2 separate regions of the Mus musculus genome follow, and region 2 is linked to region 1. A link is a loop called in an ENCODE intact Hi-C map of the cell type or tissue named here. Cell type or tissue: left cerebral cortex. All regions are shown on one strand. Each heading gives the region's core, and the rest is flanking DNA. Links, peaks and the distances in the headings are about the cores only. Region 1 overlaps Ywhag (tyrosine 3-monooxygenase/tryptophan 5-monooxygenase activation protein, gamma polypeptide). Region 2 overlaps Ssc4d (scavenger receptor cysteine rich family, 4 domains).

Evidence for each region. Peaks named below come from ENCODE experiments on the same cell type or tissue, not always from the same donor. Only the 100,000 strongest peaks of a DNase experiment are listed, where the experiment ranks them.
Region 2: a loop joins it to region 1, with 4 times the contacts of the local background. A loop is called at or near these places in 16 of 42 quality-filtered maps.

The regions. Positions count from the first base shown.
Region 1 is chr5:135,898,662-135,910,287 of GRCm38, reverse strand. Ywhag (tyrosine 3-monooxygenase/tryptophan 5-monooxygenase activation protein, gamma polypeptide) reads left to right here. Exons shown (of 2, transcript NM_018871.3): 2 at 1-1,909. Among named protein-coding and RNA genes, the nearest start is that of Hspb1, 17 kb to the right of the region's middle. In left cerebral cortex, for the core only: CTCF peaks have their summits at 6,205 (motif pointing left) and 8,769 (motif pointing left); DNase peaks (open chromatin) are centred at 6,235, 6,533, 7,270, 8,708 and 4 more places; H3K4me3 peaks cover 1,005 bases; H3K27ac peaks cover 2,782 bases.
Region 2 is chr5:135,952,360-135,963,985 of GRCm38, reverse strand. Ssc4d (scavenger receptor cysteine rich family, 4 domains) reads left to right here. Exons shown (of 11, transcript NM_001160366.1): 8 at 556-630; 9 at 752-1,063; 10 at 2,020-2,097; 11 at 2,778-3,763. The coding sequence ends at 3,094. Among named protein-coding and RNA genes, the nearest start is that of Ssc4d, 16 kb to the left of the region's middle. In left cerebral cortex, for the core only: no CTCF peak of the experiment used is centred there; DNase peaks (open chromatin) are centred at 2,014 and 6,235; H3K4me3 peaks cover 1,456 bases; H3K27ac peaks cover 2,155 bases.

The DNA.
Region 1 (11,626 bases), core at 1,369-9,368:
GGCTTTCATCCGCGTCCGGGTTGGTCTGGCTCTTCATCATTTCGTAACGTGGGGAGAGTCAGAGCTCCCTGTTCCGTTTTGGTTGATGGGTGTTTGGGAGGGGGCTGCGGGGGATACTTTTTTTTTTAGTTCTTCTTTACCCTTAAGGTCAGCCCATCACAAAAACAGAAACCGTTAAATACCCCCCACACAGAGAAAACGGAGAAAATTCAGGTCTGTATGTCATTTATCAGAGACTCTGCTCTCAGCAGCCAGGGCTCCGTCTCAGTGTCACTGCCTGTTGAATGTTCCTCAGCACCCAAGTCTACTCTGCACCTTGTGCTAGCAGCATGCAGGTGCCCCGAGGCGTAGGACTGGAGTGTAGCGGGTGGGGGATTATCATCCGGTGCCAGCAGCTGAGCCTACAGGGAACCCACTAGGAAGAGGCAGTTCACTTGAGGCAGCCTGGTCCCTAAGCCAGTTGTCCCTGCCTCCCTCCAGCCCCGGCACTCCTTTCCCAAGTGCTTAGTGGAGGGTAGCCGAGGTTCGGCAGGAGGCCATGCTCACCCTGTTTGACCTAAGCTTTCCTGGTTTCCCCTTTTTGAATGAAATCGTAGTTGTTGAGATTGGCTTCTCTCTCATGAGGTCGCTGCACATGTGACATTGAAGGAAGCTCTGCTGCTATGTCCTACATGGTCCGTCTCAGCCCTAGGTCCCTCATTCTCACTGTGGATAGCCCTTTCCATAAACACGCCCGGTTGCATGCAGAGTGTGCAGTTTATGTCTTCTGGAGAACTCATGGTCTCGTGGGTTCCCAAGACGGGCAGCGCCCCAAACTTGCTTAACTTGTCTTCAGAGGCCCAGCAGCCACTTTGTCGCCCACTTGAGCTGGTGCCGTGGCTGCGGAAGGATGACGCCCCTCTGCACAGTCCCAGCATGCCCTTTCTCGGAGCCCCTCCCCATGCTAGTGTGCCAGCACCCCCTAACCGAGACCGCGCAAGGCCGCAGCAGAGGAAGCTTGGCCACCAGAGTGGACAGAGGGGCCGGAGAGGCTTCGCCCGGGGGTTTGTCTCCTTGTCCGCAGTGAGCGTGTCTGTGTCCCGCTTGTACTGTTTGGAAATGACCTACTGGAATTGCAAAACCTAGTTTCTCTTTACATTTCAGCCTTGACCTTTGCTGTGTTCTAGAACAGTCATGTGAGGGTAGAACTGAAGAGGGAGAGCGGGAGACCTGCCGTGAGCTTGGTTCCTTCTCCTTCCTTTACTGTTGAGAAGTGTGCCTGCCTCTGATGCTGTCCCCAGTGCCGCGCGGCTGCTCCTCCATCCTATTGATACAGTATTGTGCATGCTGGTGTTGTATTTCTATACGGTAGCTTGACATTTATTACCTTACACTGTAGGTGTTATGTATCCTATGACAAAAAAACTTAAGACTTCAATTTTTTTTTTAAACTTCTTTTTTTTAATTTAATTTTTTCCTTTCAGGGGTAAAGTTTGCTTTACCAAATAGTGATTGTAACAGATTGATCTGTTTTGGATGTTGCTATAGTGACATGCAGTTCTATATTTTGTTTTTCAGGGGGGAGGGGACAAAAGAAACACCAGTGTTAGCTTACTCTTAATAATGTCTGGTGTTTGTCATGGTGAAACTATAACTATCGCAGTGCAGGAGAACGCGCGGACGTTCTCAGAACGCGCCTCTGTGCTTTCTTGTCATGTTATGCAGTGAAAATATTTTTAAGGTCTAATCAAGTGATTTTTTCCCCCCCAACTCCGTGTTTCGCTAAGGAATTATTTCGCACACGGACCATTCTTAGCAGTTTCCTCAGTGATGGAATATTCATGAATGTGAGTCATTATGTAGCCGTCGTACATTGAGCAAAATAAACTTACAGATCTGATGTCGGCGGTGCCCAGCTTCATTTAATAGCGTTTAACTGCTGTGTTTTTGACAATGTGATTGGCGGTGGGCGTCCTCCACCTCCACTGGGGAGTGAGGCTGGCGGGGGTTGGGGCTCAGAGGCTCAGCTCTGGTCTAGCAGGTGGGAGGGTTAGATTTGACTTCCTGGCACAGTTTGTAGGGGCTGGGGGGTGGGAGTGGAGATGGAGCAAGTTGGTTTGGTGGTTTTACATCTGTGATCCCAGTACTTGATACTCTGAGGCAGGAGGATCACAAATTCAGGGCCAGCTTACATTTATTATACAGTGAGACAACTGACTGAGGTGCTTCGCAGTCATGTCACATCCCCAGGGCTTGTGCTGGGTCCGCTAATGTGTCATTTAGGAGGGATTGATATGACTGAAGAGTGGAGCTTGGTAGGCTCACTGTCACCCAGGCAGAGTAAGCTGAAAGATCAGCTTGCCACCGGAGAGCTGGAGTATGTATAGGCTTGCACCTCTGAGTTCAAGACCAGCCTGGTCTACAAGAGCAAATTCCAGGAGAGCCAGGGTTGCCCAGAGAAACCCTGTGTTGTAGGAGTGGGGGGAGAATGTAGTAATAACCAAGAGGCACATAGCAGCACCCTGGATGCTAAAGTAAGGTCTTGAGTTCAAAGCCAGGCTGGGTGACCAACATAGGAAGAGCCTGTCTTTAAAAAGGGGGGAGTAAAAGCAATACAGAAAGGGTGGTGGCAGGAGTTGGGAGTGGTGCTAGTGGAGTGACCTACCCACGTACTTGGGACCCTCCCTATCTGAGTACTGCTCCTTCCAAGAACTCTGGAGGTGGGAGCACGGCAGGCTCTTTCTGCCCGGGACATATGCTCCTGTTACTGCTCTCTCCTCACTCTATTTATGCGTGATTACCACATGTGTTGGCCTTGACACTGGTCAGCTGAACCTGCTGTTGACTCACAGGGTGATCGGGTGGCCAAGAACGGCAGTCTGGGCCTCAGTCAAGCTTGGGGGAACGGCCTCCGCCGAAAACTAACCCCGCTAACAGCAGTCTCTATTTCTGGGAGTTGACATTCAATAACCAGATGAATCTGAATTCAGCCGAGGTCTGACAGACAACTTGCCTGGTGGGCCTGCCGCTGTCGTTTTCCTAGCTCTGCCATGGCAGCCTACAGTTAGATCTGAAGAGCCACAAATTTGGCCTCTTGTGATCAACTGGGTATCTATGGGCAGGGAAAAGCCAACTGGGCTTAGGACAGCAGTTCTAAGCTTTCCTTATGCTGTGACCCTTTCATTTCCTCATGCTGTGACATAAACACTATTTTCATTGGCACTTCATAACTGGCTTTGCTATGGTTATGCAACCTGAAGGGGTCCTGACCACAGATTGAAAAACGCTGAGTTAGAGAGGCCCTGACTCGACAACAAAACCAAACAGCTGGGTGTGAGTGTGCACTGACTTTAATCTCAAGTAAAGACAGGCAGATTTCTGCGTTTGTATGTGAGAGGGTTATGTAGCCCAGGCTGGCCTCAAACTCTTAAATTCTTCTGCCTCCGCCTCCCAATTCTTGAGATTAAAGGTGGTCACTGCACCCAGGCTAATAGCTAAAGATTTTGCCTGGCCTCCACCCTGGTCCACCTAGCAGAGCCCATTGCCTACATTGTCAAGGCCCAAACTACAGGTCTGGATATTGCCAGCACCCAGCAAAAAAAGCACCGGGCTTCTTCCCTTGGACCTGTAGATAGGATGGTTGACTTCTGCTTGCTTCACCAGGTGAGGTAGGTCTGCTGGTCTGTAGTTGTCCTACCTCCAAAAACAAGATGGGGAACAGTGTAGCTGTCCGTGCTCACAAGGGACCTCTGAGCAGGCAACCCTGAGACATTGTGAGTCTGCATCAAGGGAGTCTCACCACTTCCGTTCTTTCCCACCATAATGGATATGACTGGGTCCCCTTAGACTTTTTTCTTTTTTTTTTTTTTTTTAAGATTTATTTATTATATGTAAGTACACTGTAGCTGTCTTCAGAAACCCTAGAAGAGGGACATCAGATCTCATTACAGATGGTTGTGAGCCACCATATGGTTGCTGGAATTTGAACTCTGGACCTTCAGAAGAGCAGTCTGTGCTCTTAACCACTGAGCCGTCTCTCCAGCCCTAGACATTTCTTTAATCTCACATAGAGCTGGGTTTGCACAAGGGGATCGCGATGGTTGCTGAGTTTTCTTAGGTGTGGGTTGGTTTGGCAGGTCTCAGGACAGGATCTAGTGCTCCTAAGAACCACTCTACCAGCTGGGCAGTGGCACACCATAAGCCCAGCACTTGAGGCAGAGATGGGTGTGGCTCTGAGTTCCCGGGAGGGGGTGTGTCACTCTACTGCTGAGCTTCTTGCCCCCTCCTCAGCCAATCACTAGAGAATGTTTGACGGGTGCTGTGTGGTATGTATGAGTAGCCCTTGCTTGCTGGGGGATCCCCCTCCCCCAAGCTGTGCCTTGGTTGTTAGTGCTTTAGTTAGTGTGGGAACTTTGGATTCCACAGGAGCAATAGTGCTTTCCAAAAGTACTTTCCCCATATCAGTTAGAAGGGGTTTTGCCAGCCAGCCAGGCAGTGGTGGCAAAGATTGCCTTTAATCCCAGCACTCTTAAATTTGAGGCCAGCCTGGGTCTACAGGATGAGTTCCAGAACAGCCAGGGCTACACACAGAAACCCTGCCTCAAAAAGGGTGGGTGTGGGAGAGAGAGAGAGAGAGAGAGAGAGAGAGAGAGAGAGAGAGAGTGTGTGTGTGTGTGTGTGTGTGTGTAAGGAGTGTTCCCTAGAGTTGAAGATTCTTCTTGCAAAAGAACTGCTGGGAATACTGCTGTCCCTCCACAGTGCTGACTTCTCAGTCTGCGTGAAGTAAGGGAGGGGGGCAGAAGGGTGGAAACCTGGCCCCTCGGTCAGGAAACGAGAGTTGGGCAACTATCGGCTGGGTAAGCCCAGCCTGTTCTGAGTCAGTCTTTGAATTTTAATCATTCTAACTGTTGTCCAGAGCCCCACCATGATATACCCTATTGTGGGGGCAGAAGCTAGAGGTGCCATATCATTGGTATATGTGGTGCATTGACTTAAAAAACAAAACAAAAAACGCAAGGTTTTATTTCTAGTCTGGAAGTCAGAATGCCTTTCCCTTCCAAGTGCTGGGAATAAGGGCATTGGACAGAGACTAAGCCGTGGTCACGGACTGGATCCCCCTCTTAGACGTTTCAAGACAAAATGAAGCTGGGTAAGGATAACAGGCCCTGGGAGGGAGCTCAATCAAATTGGTAAAGTGTTTGCTTATCATACATGAAATCGAGCCAGGTGTGGTGGTGCACACCTTTAGTTTCAACATTTGGGAAGCAGAAGCAGGTAGATCTGTGAGTTCAAGGCCAGCCTGGTCTACAGAGCGAGTTCCAGGACAGGGCTACACAGAGAAACCCTGTCACAAAACAAACAAACAAAAAAAAACAACAAAAACAACCCACAAACTCCATGCACATCAAGACCACCAGGGTGCATGTGGGGGCACACCTGCTGAAGTGGGGTACACCTGATATTCCTAGCACTCTCAGAGGCTGGAGGCTGAGTTCTAGATTGAGAGCTGGAGCCGAGGCTAGGTTGGGAAGAGTGTGCCGTGCTTTTACCAGGACCCAGCACCCTGGCAAGCCAGGCGACCTGTGCTCCAAAGGACCGTCAACAACTGATGCTTGCTGCCTTCCAGCCTACCTGAGGAAATTCACATCCCAGGTTCAGGAAAAGAGCCTGGCTCCGGAAGAGGCAGTAAGCAGTAGAGGATACCCCAACACCCTCTTCAGGCCTCTGCATATGCCTGTGTACACAACACACCCACACAAAATCTTTTTTAAAGTTGCAAGGTAATGTTCAAGACTAGCTTGGATTGCATGAAACCAGTCTCAGAAAGAAAGGAAAGCAAAGTTAAAAGCGGGGGAGGATGCTGAGAAGATGAGGTGCAAAACGAAGACACATTTCTGGGGTTCAAGGCCTACTTCCATACATTTCAGACTAGCTTGGGCTGCATATGACCGGGTCTCAAAGTTTTGTCAGGCCCTGTGAGTATAGAACTCCAAAGACGGCTAGGAGCAATGTTGTGAGTTTGAAGCCAGAGTCATACAGTTAGACCTTGTCTAAAAGAAACAAAAAAGGAAAGAAAGAAAAAAGGCCAAGGAAGGTAGAGCGTTAATACAAGATCCTGGAGTTGGGGTAACTGGGATTGGGATTCAGGAATCTTCCCTTCTGGGATCTATTTTCCCCAAACCCTCAATGACTCCAGCACCGACGTCCTCTGCCTCCCCCTGGTGGGTACTGCCGGTTCTGCAGCTGTCCCCGTTAGTGCGGGTATTTGCTTCCAGCCTTGAGCCCAGACCCTGATGACAGTAGCGACCTCGAGGCCAGCCCATCTGAGATCTCCATTCCCGAGTTTCTGCATGTTCCCCTTCCCAAACACCTGGGCTTGAAACGAAGGATTGTGCTGCCTGCGTGTGCCCATAAGAGCCAGGCATCTAAGAGTGACCACTCTCCTACCTCTGGCCATTGCGGACTGCCCAGGTACCCGGCTGTAAGCTAGGCAGGGCTGCGGCTCAGCCCCGCCCCACCCAGCACGGAGATTGCCTTCTAGCCCGAGCGTGGCAAGAGCCAATCACAAGCCAGCATCTCGCCTCCGTGCCAATGGCCGGCCTGTTGCTGGGTCTCGCATCCCTCCTTTGGAATTCGCCTGCCGAGCCCGCCGCAGTGCTAATGCGGAGCTTATCATGGCTTCCGGGTCCTCTTCACTCCGCTTTGTCTCCTCCTTTGTAGTCCTTACCGAATAATCTGCTTTGGCCTTTTAGGGCGTAAAAACCTCCTTTAGAGGGTGGTGCATCAAGCTCCAGGTGGTCCTCGCCCTCAGGGTTGCTATAGAAACAGTGACCCACTCTCTGACCTCTAAGCTTGCTGCAGTCCCTAATCTCCATATTATCTTCCCGAACCGATCCCAAGAAATCTATCTACATTTCTCCTGTGTCCTTAACTGGGGAACCGGGGCTCAGCATCTTTGTGCTCCAGTCCACATACTCTGGGAGAGCCCAAAGGTGAATGACCAATATGCCAAGTTTCATCCCCTCACACGCTGGCCCTTTGGTAGTGGGCTATGATAGGCTATGATAGTCCGGGGGACCTAGAAGCCAGTTTCTTCTCTCTGTAGTATTCAAGGCCCCAGCCAGCTCTGGTCAGATATTTACGATTTCAAATTAATGGTGGCCAATTAGGAATCAGCTTGCAACAAGGTCAGAAGAAGAAAAGAGTGTCGGCTCCTCCCTTGTCATTTTCTAACCATGAATTAGGGAGATGAGGCTAGGTGTGGAGGTGCACGCCATTTATCCCAGCACTCAGAAGGCAGTGGCAGTCTTATGACAGTGAGTTCGAGGACAGCATGGTCTGCATACCAAATTCCAGGACAGCCAGATAGACAGCTACATAGTAGTAGTAGGAGGATTGGAGGAATTGTGTGTGTTTACATGTGTGAGTGAGTTCTCTCCTTCCACCATGTGGACCTCAGATATTAAATTCAGGTCTCTCAACAGACTTGGCACGGGCTCCTTTCTCCACGATGCCATCTCATTGGCTCAAAGATCAGTTTTCTGTCATTCAGCCATGCCTCATCTTGTATGAGGGAAGAAAAATCAGGGTTTGAATTCACATTTCACTGTGTCCTAAGTATGCAGGGCATACCATTTAGCCTACCTACCTCACAAAGAGTGTCGGTGGAGGGCTACACAGAGAAATCTCAAAAAATCAAACCAACCAAACACACACACACACACACACACACACACACACACAGAGAGAGAGAGAGAGAGAGAGAGAGAGAGAGAGAGAGAGAGAGAGAGCAAACTATAACTCATGGCTCAGGTTTGTAATTCCCGGATACAGGGGTGAGATTGGTATATGGAGGTGCTGAGACAGGAGGATGGCAAGTTTAAGTCAATGAACTCCTGTCTCAAAATAAATTGGGTAGGGAAAGGGGAGATTAAATTACCTCAGTAAAAAGTAGACCTCTTGCTTAGAATCCCCCAGTGAGGGGCTGGGGGCATGGCTTAGTTGTAGAGCCCCTGCCTAGAATCCCCCCAGGGAGGGGCTGGGGGCGTGGCTCAGTGGTAGAGCCCCTGCCTAGAATCCCCCAGGGAGGAACTGGGGTGCAGTTTTGTGGTAGCAAGCTTACCTTTCATGACTAAGGCTAACGACATAGAACCAAACAATTACTTGATACTCACTGGCTTCCTGCTGCTGCTCTAAGGAATTGGCTCAGTTGCAGCACACACACAGGGCTCAAAGCCCTGGGTTCAATCTCCAGCACCACAAAAAATGATACAGGAAGCTGAGTGTGGCAGAGTATGGTTATGTATATTTCTAATTCCAGCATTTGGGAAGCTCCGACAGGAGGATCAGAAGTTCAAGGCCAGCCTAAGTCAGAAATGGACACTTCAGTTGCCTAGCAACCAGACAGCCTTTGGTTCCATCCCTCTCACCACAGAAATCTAGTGTGACACATGTCTGTGATATTGAAGGCAGGAAGATCAGGAGTACAAGATCATTCTCAGCTACACAGCAAGGTCAACACTGCACTGTATGAGACCTTGTTTTTTAAAAGGGCGGCAGCTGAGTATGGTGGTGCATGCCTTTAATCCCAGCACTTGGGAGGCAGAAGAGGTGGATCTCTGAGTTCGAGGCCAGCCTGATCTACAGAGTGAGTTCCAGGACAGCCAGTAGTATAGAGAGACCCTGTCTCAAACAAACAAGCAGGGAGGGGCTGATGGTTCACTAGTTAGGAGCTTGTCCCAGCACCTACCTCTTGAGGCTCGCAACTACCTGTATCTTCAGCGCCCCCTTCTGGCCTCTGCAGGCACCTGCATGCATGTACACATACCTACACACAATTAAAAAAAATTTTTTTTAAAGGGAGCTAGATAGTGGTGTTTCATGCTTTTAATTCTAGAACGTGGGAATCAGAGGTTATACAGAGAAACCCCATCTCAACACCACACCCCCAAAAGAACCTGAACAACAAAAAATTTAAAAAATTTTAAAAAAGCAAGGGTTTATCCCGGGTACACGTCAATATTGCTAGTCATCACTGGAGGAAATCAGGAACCTGGAGGCAGGAGCTGGTGCAGAGGCCATGGAGGGGTGCTGCTTACTGGCTTTCTCAGCCTGCTTTTTTATAGGACCCAGGACCACCAGCCCAGGGATGGCCCCACACACAATGGGCTGGGCCTTTCCCCATCAATCATTAATTAAAAAAATGCCTTACAGCCAAATCTGATGGAGATCTCTAAATTTAAGCCAGTCTGGTCTACAGAATGAGTTCCAAGGCAGCCAAGATTACACAGAGAAACCCTTTCTGAAAAAAAAAAAAGTAAAATGAATAAATAAAAAATTAAAGTATACACAAAAAGTGGCAGTTTGCATGGCCTGCTCACAAGTACCTGAATGCGCCTCTGCTGCCTCTTAGTGGCCTAGGGTTGCTAGTGGATAAGTGACAGCTAGCAGGTGTTGGCTGTGCGGAGAGTTAAGACACAATCGGGAACAATTCCTATCTGAAAGGTGCATAGGGAAAGCCAAAGGTCTAATATGGCTGCTAGTAACAGAATGGGCTAGCAGTCAACAGGCCCAAGCACTGGTCAGTCCCACAGTAGGGACATTTCAGTGGCTTTGAGGACCCTTGGAAACAGGCTAGAAGCAGAGAAGATAAGCCCAGAGCACACTCAGAGATCTCTCTCTTTTTCCTTCTCCTTCCCTTCTTCTCACTCTCCCTCTCTCTTTCTCTTCCCTCACCCCTACCCGTTCCTTCTTGCTCCCATGTGGGTGACTGTCTGTATGTGGAGGACAGTGTTAGCATCCAGAAAAGGCACTGTCTGCCTCCCTTGAAACAGGCTCTCTCATTGGTCTCTAAGTAAGCTGGGCTGGCTACCAGTGGGCTTCTGGAATCTGTTATTTCTACCTCACTGGTGTGGGGGTTACAAGCATGCTCCACCACATCCAGAAGTTTTACTCGGTTAAAAGCCCCCAGAAAGGATTGAACTCAGGTCCCCAGACTTGCTAAGGCAAACACTTTATCAACTGGGCTATCTCTCAGACCCTAGACCTGGGCCTCTTACCTGATGTCTTCTCTAGTCTGATAGAGTTAGAAGTTGGTCAGCGAACCCCTGGTTAAGGTAGGGTGTCTGGGAGAGTGCTCAGGGGACTTCTCATAGGTGGGTGCTGGGGATATGGGCTTCATTCAGGGGCAGTCTCAAAGCTTGGGAAAAGTGGGCTGCCTGCCTGAGTGTGCCTTGTTCAGCCCTGAAGCGTTCTGAGGATCAAAGACTTGGCATCTGGCCAGGCAGTGGTGGCGCATGCCTTTAATCCCAGCACTTGGGAGGCAGACACAGGAGAATTTCTGAGTTCGAGGCTAGCCTGGTAGTGAGTTCCAGGACAGCCAGGTCTACACAGAGAAACCCTGTCTTGAAAAAAGCCAAAAAAGAAAAAAAAAAAAAAAAAAACCAAAACCAAAACCAAAACAAAACAAAAAACCAGGTTCCCCCATTCACACATGCCTTTGTTACCTATCAGCATATCAAGATCCATGCTAGCCTAGTAATATACCTCAAAGCTCCCACCCCACCAGCTCACAGGCTCCCTTCCTCCCAGTCCCTTGTAACCATGAAGATTTCCTCCCTCTCCTTGGGAGCTGGAAAAACCTCCCCCGACCCCGGCCTTTTTTACCCATGGACTGACTCTTCTGGTTTCTTTACTGTGCCCCTCAAATCCAGATACTGGCAGGGTTCATGGCCTCAAGGCTGGGAGAGCATCGTGGTCTTCACAGGGATGAAAAGGATGCTCGCTTCTGAAAAGGTGGTGCTAGGCCCAAGTCTCAGGGACCCCAAAGGCCACTGAGGAGCCAATTCCAATGTAAACACATGCAGGTCTTTATTACAAGCTCTAGAGCAAGGATGCTCACCTTTAGTACTGGTCAGAAGTGAGAGCCCAGGGGTGGGGGGTATTTATTGTAGTTATAGCAAACTTGGAGATTTTCTATATGGGTTAGCTAGTTAATATTTTTAAAGCTGTCTTTCTAGTAAGAGCCAAACACGGGGCAAAACCACCTGACCAACAGGATGGCTAGATTTTCTATTTTCTGCAGGATGTCTCAGGCTATCGAGATGTACCTTGACCCTGCTGATGTGTGGTTTGCCATAGGATGTTTGCTCAGGGGACTTCGTGGTTTTCCTCCTGGCATTGGAGTTTAACTTCCAGAGCTTCAAACATGGAGTTGGTTGGGCTGTGCAGTGGCACCAATGTGTACTCCCTTCAGATGAGCAGACACAGGGTCTAACATACACAAATACAAAGCTTCCAACTTAAACATCGTCCTTAAGTCAGGGACGATGACCAAATTTGTAATTCCCAAACTCAGCAGGTGGAAGCAGGAGGGTCAGTAGTTCAAGGTCATACTCCTGCTATATAACAAATTGGAGACCAGCCCGGGCTATGTGAAAGTCTAGCTATCATTCATCTATCTATCTATCTATCTATCTATCTATCTATCTATCTATCTATCTATCTATCTATCTATCTATCTATCCAGTAAGTCAGGTCTATTAGTTTTTAAAAGTCTAATAAACAAGCAAAATACAACAACAAAAAGAGGGATTTTGATGTCCGGAGCTATGACAGTGTGGGTTAGAGTTAACTAAGTGGGTGGAAT
Region 2 (11,626 bases), core at 1,780-9,779, 53 kb before region 1:
CTCAAAAAAAAAAAAAAAAAACAAAAAACAAAAAACAACAACAACAAAAAAGAACAAGCCCATCTGAAGGACCACAAAACCACGAATGGTGGGTCACACCAAATTGAGGCAAGACCTCAAAAACCCAAAAGCTTTTACTCCTAGCATTCGGGAGACAGATCTCTTGTAAGTCTGAGAGATCAGTCCCTTTTTGTTTTTTTGTTTGTTTGTTTTTTTGAGACAGGGTTTCTCTGTATAGCCCTGGCTGTCCTGGAACTCACTCTGTAGACCAGGCTGGCCTCGAACTCAGAAATCCGCCTGTCTCTGCCTTCCAAGTGCTGGGATTAAAGGCATGCGCTATCACCACTGGAGATCCGGCCTATCTACATAGTGAGTTCTAGCCCAGCCAAGGCTACATACTGAGAGCTTATCTTGGGAAAAAAAGAAAATAGGGAGGAAAATCCTAAAAGATGTTTTTTACTAGACAGTGAGGTGACTCTGTGACTGAGGCAAAGTAAGCTGTGGGTGTGGTAAATGGCCTTCTTGTTCCCTTCAAAGGCTCCCTTGTCTCCGCAGCTACAGGAGTTGGTGCCTCACCTTCCAGGGACACTGTGTGGCTGACGACAGCAGCCCGGGCCTCAGGGAAGAAAAGTAAGTGGCCCTGCCCGGGTCCCGCAGGGGGGTTGGGGGGAGCGGTGGGCCAAGGGCTGCAATAGGGAGGGGAGCCTGCTGTCCCAGGTCATCCCCTGGCACCGGCCTGTGCGCCCCGCAGGCGGAAGGCTGAGGCTGGTCGGGGGCCCGAGCCCGTGCCGCGGCCGCGTGGAGGTGCTGTACGCCGGGGGTTGGGGCACCGTGTGCGACGATGACTGGGACTTCGCGGACGCGCGGGTGGCCTGTCGCGAGGCGGGTTGCGGGCCCGCGCTAGGCGCCACGGGCCTTGGTCATTTTGGCTATGGCCGAGGCCCTGTGCTGCTAGACAACGTAGGCTGCACCGGTACTGAGGCCCGCCTCAGCGACTGCTTCCATCTGGGCTGGGGACAGCACAACTGCGGCCACCACGAAGACGCCGGAGCGCTTTGTGCAGGTGAAGCTGTGGCAAGAGAGGAGGTGGAGCCGGAGTGGTGGGCGGGGCCCGACCCATAGGAGGTGCGGGCAGGGTTTATATGGAGGAAAGGTGGAGCCGTGCAAGCTGGGCGAGGACCCATGAACGCATGCGCTCACGTCTATGGGCGGGCCTGAATCAGGAGAGGGGTGGGTATCCTGTAGGGGCGGGACAAGATGTGGTTGAGCTGGGCGATGCGTGGGCCATGACGGTCCTGTGGGCGGAGCCTCTTTTAGCTCACAGTCGGGAGTGGGGCCGAGTCTGAGGAGGCCTGGGTGGGGTCGTGCGCAGGAGCTCCCTGCTGTGGGAGCGAGCGGAAGCTGCGTAGCTTTCTGGCTGGCCTAGGACTGGGAAGGCGAAAGTGAAGCAGGGCACAGGGTTTGTGGGCGGGGCCTGATAGCAGGAGCTGCGGTGGAGGAATGGGCGTGGCGCTCTCTGCTGCACTGCAGCGGAAGTATTGCACATAGCAGGGGGTGGGGGTGGGGTGGGGGGGGTGGATGCTCCTGCACTCTCGCTGTTGAGCCTTAGGGGTGTAACCGGAAGGGCGATTTGTCTGCAGGGGGTGACTAGGGCGCGGTCAAGGGAGCACTCGTGCTGTGCTATCCAATTTATAGTCTCTGCTGCTAGTGATTGGTAGGAAGCAGGAGTGGCTGACGGCTTTCCCAAAACTAGCCTTTGACTTTTCAGAGATACCAATGAAAACAGGTGTGTACAAAGTCTGGCAGGACACTGTCAATCCCTTGTTCCCGTATCTCCACCTTTACTTGATGCCTAGACCTAGGGGGTCCTCCAGTCTCCTACCTTAGGTTGGCAGGTCTTTGAGGTTCTTTCTGTCTTTCTGTACAACTTGGGAAGGTTGGGAGAATTGATCTGGTTCTAGGGAGCATATGTTCCCCACCATGACAACCATCTCTTTTTTTATGCCCCTGCTGAGCCAGGCCCAGAGGAACTGGGACTCCAAGTCCAGCAGGCTGGTTCTGAGACCACCCGAATGCCCAGTCCTCGGCCCAGAGATGGTAGGTGTTTACTGCCACTGAAAATGAGGTTGGAACTTTAGGGATAAGATGGACCTGGAGTGATAAAACACTACAGCAACCTAGAGATTTCTCCACTTGGGATCAAACAAACTGAAGAAATGAGAGAATGCAGAATTAGGCATGGTGGCCTATGGCTTTCATTCCAGCATTCTGGAGACTTGGGTCAGAAGGACAGTAACTTCAAGGCCTGCCTGAACAACATACAAGGGCTCATGGAAAAACAAACAACAAATTAGCCCAGGGAATGTAGGTGTGGAAGTGGGGACAGTAAACTTTGAGGGTCAGGATAAGACATGGTCATAGTTTGCAAACAGCCTGTGGCTAAGGGGCTGAGACTGTCTGTTGAGGGTCTCACTACATAGCTCTGGCTGACCATTGCTGTGTCGAACAGGCTAGGCTTGAACTCACAGAGATCTGCTTGCCTCTGCCTTCTTAGTGTTGGGATCAGAGGTGTGTGCCAACTTGTCCAGCATTATTTATTGGTGTCTGTGTACCCGTGTATATGCATGATATGTTCACACATGTGAAGGCAAAACAGTATGAAGGAATGTGAAGGTCAGAGGACAACCTGTGGTGGCAAGTGCCCTCAACTGTAGAGCCATCTCTTGGGTCCCATGATCCCATGGGCTCTTCTGACCCAGGCCTTATCTCCAACACAGGGCACCTCCGTCTGGCTAGTGGAACACACCGATGTGAGGGGCGCGTAGAACTCTTCCTAGGACAACGGTGGGGCACTGTTTGTGATGATGCCTGGGACCTACGGGCAGCCATTGTCCTGTGCCGTCAGCTGGGATGTGGCCAGGCTCTCGCAGCCCCGGGAGAGGCCCACTTTGGCCCAGGCCGAGGCCCAATCCTCTTGGACAATGTCAAATGCCGAGGAGATGAGAGCACCTTGCTACTGTGCTCTCATATCCGCTGGGATGTCCACAACTGTGACCACAGCGAGGATGCCAGTGTCTTGTGCCAGCCATTGTGACCCAGATGGCTCTGTACTCCATACCATATCAAAGGAGCCTATGAGGAACTGCCTGTCCTTTCCCAGGATGCCTTCCTATGATAGCTCGGGTTCCTGGTACCCCTTTCTCCCCGTGCATGGGAGAGATGCAGTACCTGCCCGAGTCCTCTTACTGTGTGTCCCGAGACTGTTATCACCTGCGGAAGGCCCAATACAGTGAACATAGCAATGTTTTGCTCAGCCAAATCAGAAAATGTGAGAGAATAACCCACTTCTCTTTGGGGGAACTCATATAGTACCCCCAATCCTTCCCTTCTGCACCCACATCCATGAGGCTTGGGCTGTCTGTAAATGCCTTCAAACCCTTACCGTGACCTCTCTTGGTCTCCTGCTAAAAGTGGGGAGACAAAGGGGTTGGGGTGCTCTTTTCTATAGACTGGCAGGGGACTGCAGAAGAACCAGGCCATCACCTTCCCTGCTGGGTGAGGACCTGGACTCAGATGGTGCTCCGCTGAACAAGGGGGCTGCAGGGGCCAAAACAGGGACCAGAGGAGCCCTTCCTGCAGCTTCTCTGATTTCCACTGCCCCCCCCCCCCCAGCACAGAGCCTCCATTTTGCAGTAACAAAGAACCCTGGAGGCCCATAGCCACTGTCCTTAGGTGCCAAGTCAATAAAGCATTATCTCCCCCAGTCTTTTAACTGAGGTCATTGTTTGAGAACCTGTACCATGGCTACTGGAAAAACTCCAGGAAGGACTTTCTGGAGAAAACTGGCATGGCGATGAAAGGCTGTGGTCCAAGAGCAGCATCATCCAGTTCTCCAGAGCCCATCACGGCCGGGAAATGCTGACTCACCATGGCAAGCCTCAGGCTCCTCAGTGGAGTGTCTGGTCATCCTCCATTGGGCTACACACACACACAAATCTAGATCCAGGAAAGGAGAGGCAGTAGGGCACGATGGTGCATGTTTGTAATGCCGGTGCTCGGGGTGCCGAAGAAGGGCGTTCTGCGGGTGGGGTGGGGTTCCAGGCCAGCCAGAGCTGCAGAGTGAGAGAAGCTGACTGAATAGGCCCAGAAAATAAAATGGCAGAAAAACGGAAAAAAACAAAACAAAACAACCCTCCTCTGGTCAACCTGTGATATTCCCTCTTTAAAGGGATCACAGGAATGAAGATCAGGAGTTCAAAGCTATCCTCAACTACATAACCATTCAAGGCCAGCTTAGACTACTAGATACCTGGGGGTAGGGGTTGCTGGGAGACCCTGCCTGAATTAGTGGTGGCAAAGATCTGTAATTCAGCACGTACATGCTTAAGCAGGTGGATTAGGAGTTTAAAGCAGCCTGAACTTCTAGAAAGGCCACACTACCCTCTCCACTTTCTCTGCCTATGAATTTCTATATTAGTTTTGTTTGCTTTTTGTTTTAGTTTTTCAAGACAGGTTGGTTTTGTTTGTTTGTTTGCTGTATAGCCCCGGCTTTCCTGTAACCCAGTCTATAGACCATGCTAATCTTAAATTCAGAGGTCTGCCTGCCTCTGCCTCCTGAGAGCTGGCATCCATTTTCATGTGTGAGTTGTTATATTTTGTTCTCATTCATTGCTGCCCTCTTTATGCCTTTGCTGTTCTCTGATGCTTCCTTTAGACTCCATTCCTGCTTGCTTGGGTTGGTTTGATTGCTTTGTTTTGCTGTGGTAGGACTGGGGATTAAACCTAGGCTGGTGAGATGGCTCAGTGGTTAAGAGCACAGACTGCTCTTCCAAAGGTCCTAAGTTTAAATCCCAGCAACCACATGGTGGCTCACAACCATCCATAACAACAATCTGATGCCCTCTTCTGGAGTGTCTGAAGACAGCTACAGTGTGCTTACATATAATAAATAAATAAATATTTAAAAACAAAAAAACAAAACCCACCTAGGACCTAAATCATGGAAGGCAAGTACTCGACCACTGAGCCACAGCTACAAACTCCAATTCTGGTTCCCTACCCCCCACCCCCACCCCGCAAAGATTTATTACTGAGTGTGCCTGTGTGTAGTGATGGTGATGATGATGATACAGGGCGTCCAGTTCTATCACACGCAGATCCCCTGGGTGCAGGCTTTCTCCTCAAATGCTGAGTTAGGCTAAAGGATAGCAAGCTCCGGAAGTCATCCAGTCTCTGCCCTCCGTAGTACCAGAGTTATAGGCATTCCTGGCCACTCAGGTTTTACTCCTGGGTGCTGGAATCCCCACTTGGGTCCCCAACTTTGTACAATGATTGCTCTTACCCACTGAAACACCTCTGCATCTGTGTATAAATGTTTTCATACATGGCTGAATGTTGCCCACGTGTATACCCTGTGTTCACCACAGTCACAAAGCGTTGGAGCCCCTGGTAGTGGAGTTATGATGGTTGTAAACCACACCACGTGGGTGCTGGGAACTGAGCTCAGGGGCTCTGCAAGAGCAAGTGCCCTAACTGCTGGGCCAGCTCTCTAGGCCCCTCTTACTTTAAAAAAAAAAAAGGCTAATGCATGCATGTTTGAGTACATGTGTGGTACATGTCACAGGAATTCTTTCCTTCCATGCGGGTACCAGATTCTTGATACCTGCTGAGCCATCACGCCAGCTTGGCCCCTCATCATCTATACCATCGTCCGGACCCTATGTCCTGGTCTCTACGTTCCTGAGGATGACTTTAAGTTCTGGTGAGTTTTTCGAAGTGCAGCAGGCTAGCCTCCCTTGTGTATTTGTTGTCACACCTGCCTGACAACTCGAATGGGAGCCAAACCTTGAGGATTGATGGATTAGCAAAAAGAGAAGAGGGGAAAAAAAAAAAAAAAAAAAAAACGAGGCAACTGGGATTGACTTCCTGTAAGGTCAAACTCCAAACTTCCAGGGTCTTCCCACTCAGGCACTGCTCCGGGAAGTGTTCTTAACCACTGTGCAAACGGAGGAAACAAAAGATCAGTGAAAGGTCCAGGGTTTTTCTGGGTCATCAAAACAAAACAAAACCAACAGAGTCCAGGTGTTGGGATTCCCACTGGAGCCCCGTAAGCCTCGACGGCCGGGGCGGACAGGGTAGGACGTGACGTAGCCCTGCCCTTCCGGGCCCCAATAACTCACGCCTTCCTGCTGAGTCACCGCAGGAGCTCAGAGGAGAGCCCGCCCTGGGTCGGAACTGAAGCCACGCCTCTATCTTACTGAAGGATTTTGATTGGGTAGCTTTGAAACTGGTTCAGCCAGTCGCAGCAAACGGAAGGTTGCTGGTTAGGTGGGGCAGGGGCGGGGCCACGCTCTTCGAGACCTTTCCATGCCTCGGGGCGGGTCTTTTTTTTTTTTTTGTGCAGAGTTCTAGGTTTGGTCTGACAAAGGAATTGAGTCCCCGGTACAGCCCATACAAGGGAAGGAAGGTCAACCATTCCCAAGACACTGTAGTTTAGGCGACATTTTCAGTCCCCGCGGACCTTTGCGGATTACAAAGAGTATTTACCAACAACAACCTCTGCGCCACAAGGCTGCTTCTCTCCTCACCACCCCACCCCCTCACCCCTTTTAAAAATGCTTTAGTCAAGGTCTCATGCAGTTCAGGGTGGCTTGCCAAAGGTGACTTTGAGTTTTTTTAATTTTATTTCTTCCTCTGCCCACCCAACTGGGGTTACAGGTGCGTGCCACCCCTGCTCATTTATGCAATTCTGAGGAACCCAGGACTTCACTTACGCTAGGCAAACGCTCGACCAACTGAGCTATATCCTAAAGCTACTGATATTTTCATAAAAGACCATTTGGTTGGTTTTGTTTTTTTCGAAACAGTTTTTCTGTATGACGCTGGCTGCCCTGGATGGAACTCAGTCTGTAGACCAGGCAGGCCTCAAACTCAAAGACCTGCTTGCTGAGATGAAAGGCATGCGACGCTTTCACAGAGGACATTTAACCCACAAAGGACTGTTGAAATTGTAAAACCGGTTCACAATAAAACCAGAATTGGAATAGGGTGTGGTGGCACTATGGGGTAAAAAACATCTAAAATAAATCAAGATTAAGGAGGCTGGTGTGTAACTCAGCTGGTAGAGCTCTGTCCAAGCATTCAGAAAGTCCAAGGTTCAGTCCCCAACTCAGTTTGGGTCAGCGAAAGGGTTCCACAGGTAAAGGTGAGGCCATGTGGCCACACACACACACAATTAAAATGTCTTTTTTTTTTTTTAAATCAGCAACTACAAAAAGAAAATAGATTTCTAAAAAGGGAAGAAAACAAACCTCAGTGTGGTGGCTGTCACATGCCTAAAGTCCCAGGGGTGGAGACAGATGGTCACCCTCAATTATACAGCTAATCCAAGGCCAGCCTATGCTACATAAGACATGGTCTCAAAAACAAACCAATTAAAGAATTGGAAAAGGTTCCCCACCTCTGGCAAACATGAACAATAAACTGAGGGGTGTTGTGGTTGTGGTTTTGTTTTGAAACAAGACAATGTAGCCTATGCTGCCCTGAAATGTGTTGTGTAGCCAGAAATGAACGCAGACTTCTGAACTCCCTTGCCTCAGAGACAGGATCTCACACTTCAGTCCAGGCTGACCTCAAGCAGTTTCCACCCCCATCATCTTCCCAGTGGCTGGTTTTATAGATGTGAGCTACCTCAGGTGGGTTAGACTGAGGATTTTAACACAGCCTGCTGTACCACAGCAAATTCTATGTGTAGCATCACCCTGACCGAGTGTCTGTCGTCTTAAGATTGGCCCTGCCAGCCAGGCATGGTGGCACATGCCTTTAATCCCAGCACTTGGTAGGCAGAGGCAGGCAGATTTCTGAATTCGAGGCCAGCCTGGTCTACAGAGTGAGTTCCAGGACAGCCAGAGCTATACAGAGAAACCCTGTCTCGAGAAAAAAAAAAAAAAAGAAACAAAAAAAAAAAAAAAAGATTGGCCCTGCCAGACCAGAGCAAGTTTGACATAACTCAATCTGGGCAGATGGAGAAACATGCAGAGAGCCAGGATTGACCTGCCCCACTGTGAGCTACAGAGCAATAGGGACTTGAGTCTTTTGCACTGTCATTGGCTTCCTTTTCGCTGGATAGGAAGGCCTGATGAAGAAGCTGTAGTCAACGAGGCACCTGCTGTCTGCCACCATAGTCAATTTTCTGTCTCAAGATCCCTGCATGAGTTAGACAAGTCTGGGTCCCTGCGAGGTTAGCAGCAGTCAGCTCAGGGAACCCTTTTCATGGGATAGATAGCTTATTCCATCCACGTGGCCATTCACTTGGAAAGTCAAAGTTGCCTCTACCTTAAAAAAACCAGGTCCAGGCTTGGTGGTGCACGCCTTTACTCCCAGCATTCAAGAGGCAGAGGCAGGTGAATTTCTTAGTTCGAGGCCAGCCTGTTCTACAGTGTGAGCTCCAGGACAGCCAGGGCTACACAGAGAAACCCTGTCTCAAAAACAAAACAAAACAAAACAAAAACAGTGCCTTGGGCCAGTGATGAAGCTCACAGGTAAAAGTAATTGCTTGAAACAGCCTGACAACCTGACTTCAATTCTCCAAATTACCTAAAAGTAGGCAAGAACTGGCCTTTTTAGAAAGTTATCCTCTAAGTTCTTCATGCACACGTTTGCACGCACTCACACTCGCATCCATGCATACACTAAAATCAAATGGGAAATACCAGTACTTTGGAGGCAGAGGCAAGTGGATCACTATTGAGTTCCAAGCCACAGCTACATAGTGAAGCCCTTTCTGGGGGAGTGGGGGGAGGGAGGACCAGAAAACCTGGCCTGGGATGTAGCCCAGTTGGTAAAGTGCTTGCCTAGCATGCATGAGGCCCTGAGTTTGATTCCTAGCCCTGCATAAACTGTGTGTGGTAGCAGACACCTGTAATCAGAGCATGTAGCAGGTAGACTCAGGAGGATTCTCCTATAGAGCAAGTTCAAGGCTAACCTGGGCTTCATAAGACCCTGTCTCAAATAAACAAAATAAAGCCCTAGGAAGATGAATTCCTCATGTCTGCTAGGTAACTTTCTGTTACCAAGAGAAAACAAGATTAATTACTTTTTTTTTTTTTTTTTTTTTTTTTTTTGGTTTTTTCGAGACAGGGTTTCTCTGTATAGCCCTGGCTGTCCTGGAGCTCACTTTGTAGACCAGGCTGGCCTCGAACTCAGAAATCCGCCTGCCTCTGCCTCCTGAGTGCTGGGATTAAAGGCGTGCGCCACCACGCCCGGCTTAATTACTATTTTCTATTTCTTATTGTTCTGTGTATGTGTGTATAATGTTCATGTATGGATGCAAGCATGCCTGGGCCACCACACACGAGTAGAGCCATCTGAGAGGAAAATTTGTGGGAGTCAACACTCTCCCACCATGCGAATGCTAGGGAATCCAACTGATATCCTCCAGATTGGCACCAGGTACCTTCACCTGCTGGGCCACCGTGCCAGCCCCCGTTGTTAGAAATTTCAGAAATTGAGCATCCATGGAGCTGTCTGCCCAATCAAACTGCCTTGCTCATTCCCCCCCTTAATTTTGTTCATAATTTTGCATTGTAATGCAAGATGACCACAATTTCCTGATCCCCCTTCTGCCATCTCCTGAGGACTAGCTACACCTTGAGACCCTGTCTTGAAAAAAACCCAAAAAACAAAGCCAAAACTCTTCACCGTCTTTGTCTTTTTTTTTTTTTTGGTAGCTTTAATATATATATATTTTTTTTTTTTTCTTTTTTCTGGGCGTGGTGGTGCATGCCTTTAATCCCAGAACTTGGGAGGCAGAGGCAGGTAGATTTCTGAGTTCGAGGCCAGCCTGGTCTACAGAGTGAGTTTCAGGACAGCCAGGGCTACACAGAGAAAACCTGTCTCAAAAAACCAACCAACCAAATATATATATTATGTAATTTTATTTATATGTGTGTGCCTAAGTATATATATGTGTACTGTGTGCATGCAGGAGCCCTTGGGGGTCAGAAGACGTGTTGTATCCTCTGGAAATGGAACTGGAGTTACAGATGCTTGTGAACTACCTACGACAGGTGCTGGGACTCAAAACCAGGTCCTCTACAAGAGCAGTAATCACTCTTAAAGTTAGAACCATCTCTTTAGCTCTGCCCATCCCCCACATTTTTAAAGAATTCACTTTTTTGTTTGTTTGTTTGTTTGTTTGTTTTGAGACAGGTTTTCTTTGTGTAGCCCTGGCTGTCCTGGACTTACTCTGTAGACCAGGCTGGCCTCAAACTCAGAAATCTGCCTGCCTCTGCCTCCCAAGTGCTGGGATTAAAGGCCTGTGCCACCACTGCCCAGCTAAGAATTCACTTTTCTTAATTTATTTTTATTTATGTGCCTTGGTATTTTGCCTGCAAGTATGTCTGTATGAGGGTATCAGATCTGAAGGTAAGAAATCGTTGTGGCTGGGCAGTGGTGGTTCACGCCTTTAATCCCAATGCTTAGGAGGCAGAGGCAGGTGGATTTCTGAGCTCAAGGCCAGACTGGTCTACAGAGTGAGTTCCAGGACAGCCAGGGCTACACAGAGAAACCCTGTCACAAAAAAAAAAAAAAAAAAAAAAAAATCACCACCACCAACAACAACAAAAAGAGGTCATTGTGAGCTGCCACATATGTGTTGGGAATTGAACCCAAGTCCTCTGAAAGAGCAGTAAGTGCTCTTAACCACTGAGCCATCTCTCCAGCCTCCCCTAGCCTTTGGCCTTTAGAGGACTCTCATGTGTCCTTAGACTTTCTATGTAACTGAAGATGACCTTGAGTCCTCCTACTTCTACTACCTGGTACTTCCGTGGCAGGTTTGTACCACCATGCCCTGCTCCTGGCCCGACTTTTCTTGCAGATCATACAGAGAGAAGAGACAGTCCAGTTGCCTAGTCTGGTGACTTCTGCATTGTTCTCCAGGCAACCATCCATCTTGCCCTGATTGGGTCCAGCCCAGCAGCTTCCAGGATGACACTGGCATCTGACCAGCTTGCTCAGCATCTTCTCTCCCTCTCCCTGTCTCTGTGTCCAGCAATCTGTCTTCCTGCCTGCTCTTCTGTCAGATCAATCTCTCTCCCTCTCTCTCCTCTCTCCCTCCCTTTCTTCTCTTTCTTCCTTTCTGTCCTTCCTCCTTTTCCTTCCCAAACTTAACTCCCTACCTCCCTTTCCCTCTCTCCAAAGTCTCATATATCACAGGATAGTCTTAAACTCATGATGTGCAGCTGGGCCGTGGTGGCGCATGCCTTTAATCCCAGCACTTGGGAGGCAGAGGCAGGTGGATTTCTGAGTTTGAGGCCAGCCTGGTCTACAGAGTGAGTTCTAGGACAGCCAGCAGGGCCATACAGAGAAACCCTGTCTCAGAAAAAAACAAAAAAACAAAAAAACAAAACAAAACAAAAAAAACCAAAAACACTTATGATGTGCCCAAGGTTGACCTTGAACTCCTGATCCTCCTGCCTGACACCCCTCCCCCCAAACACACACACAAATACTTCCCCACAGCAGGGATTATAGGTATATGACACTAAGCTTAAGTCAAACAGATGTTTCTTTACATCTGCTCAAAAAAAAAAAAAAATCACACAACTACAATCAAGGTCCAAGCTGA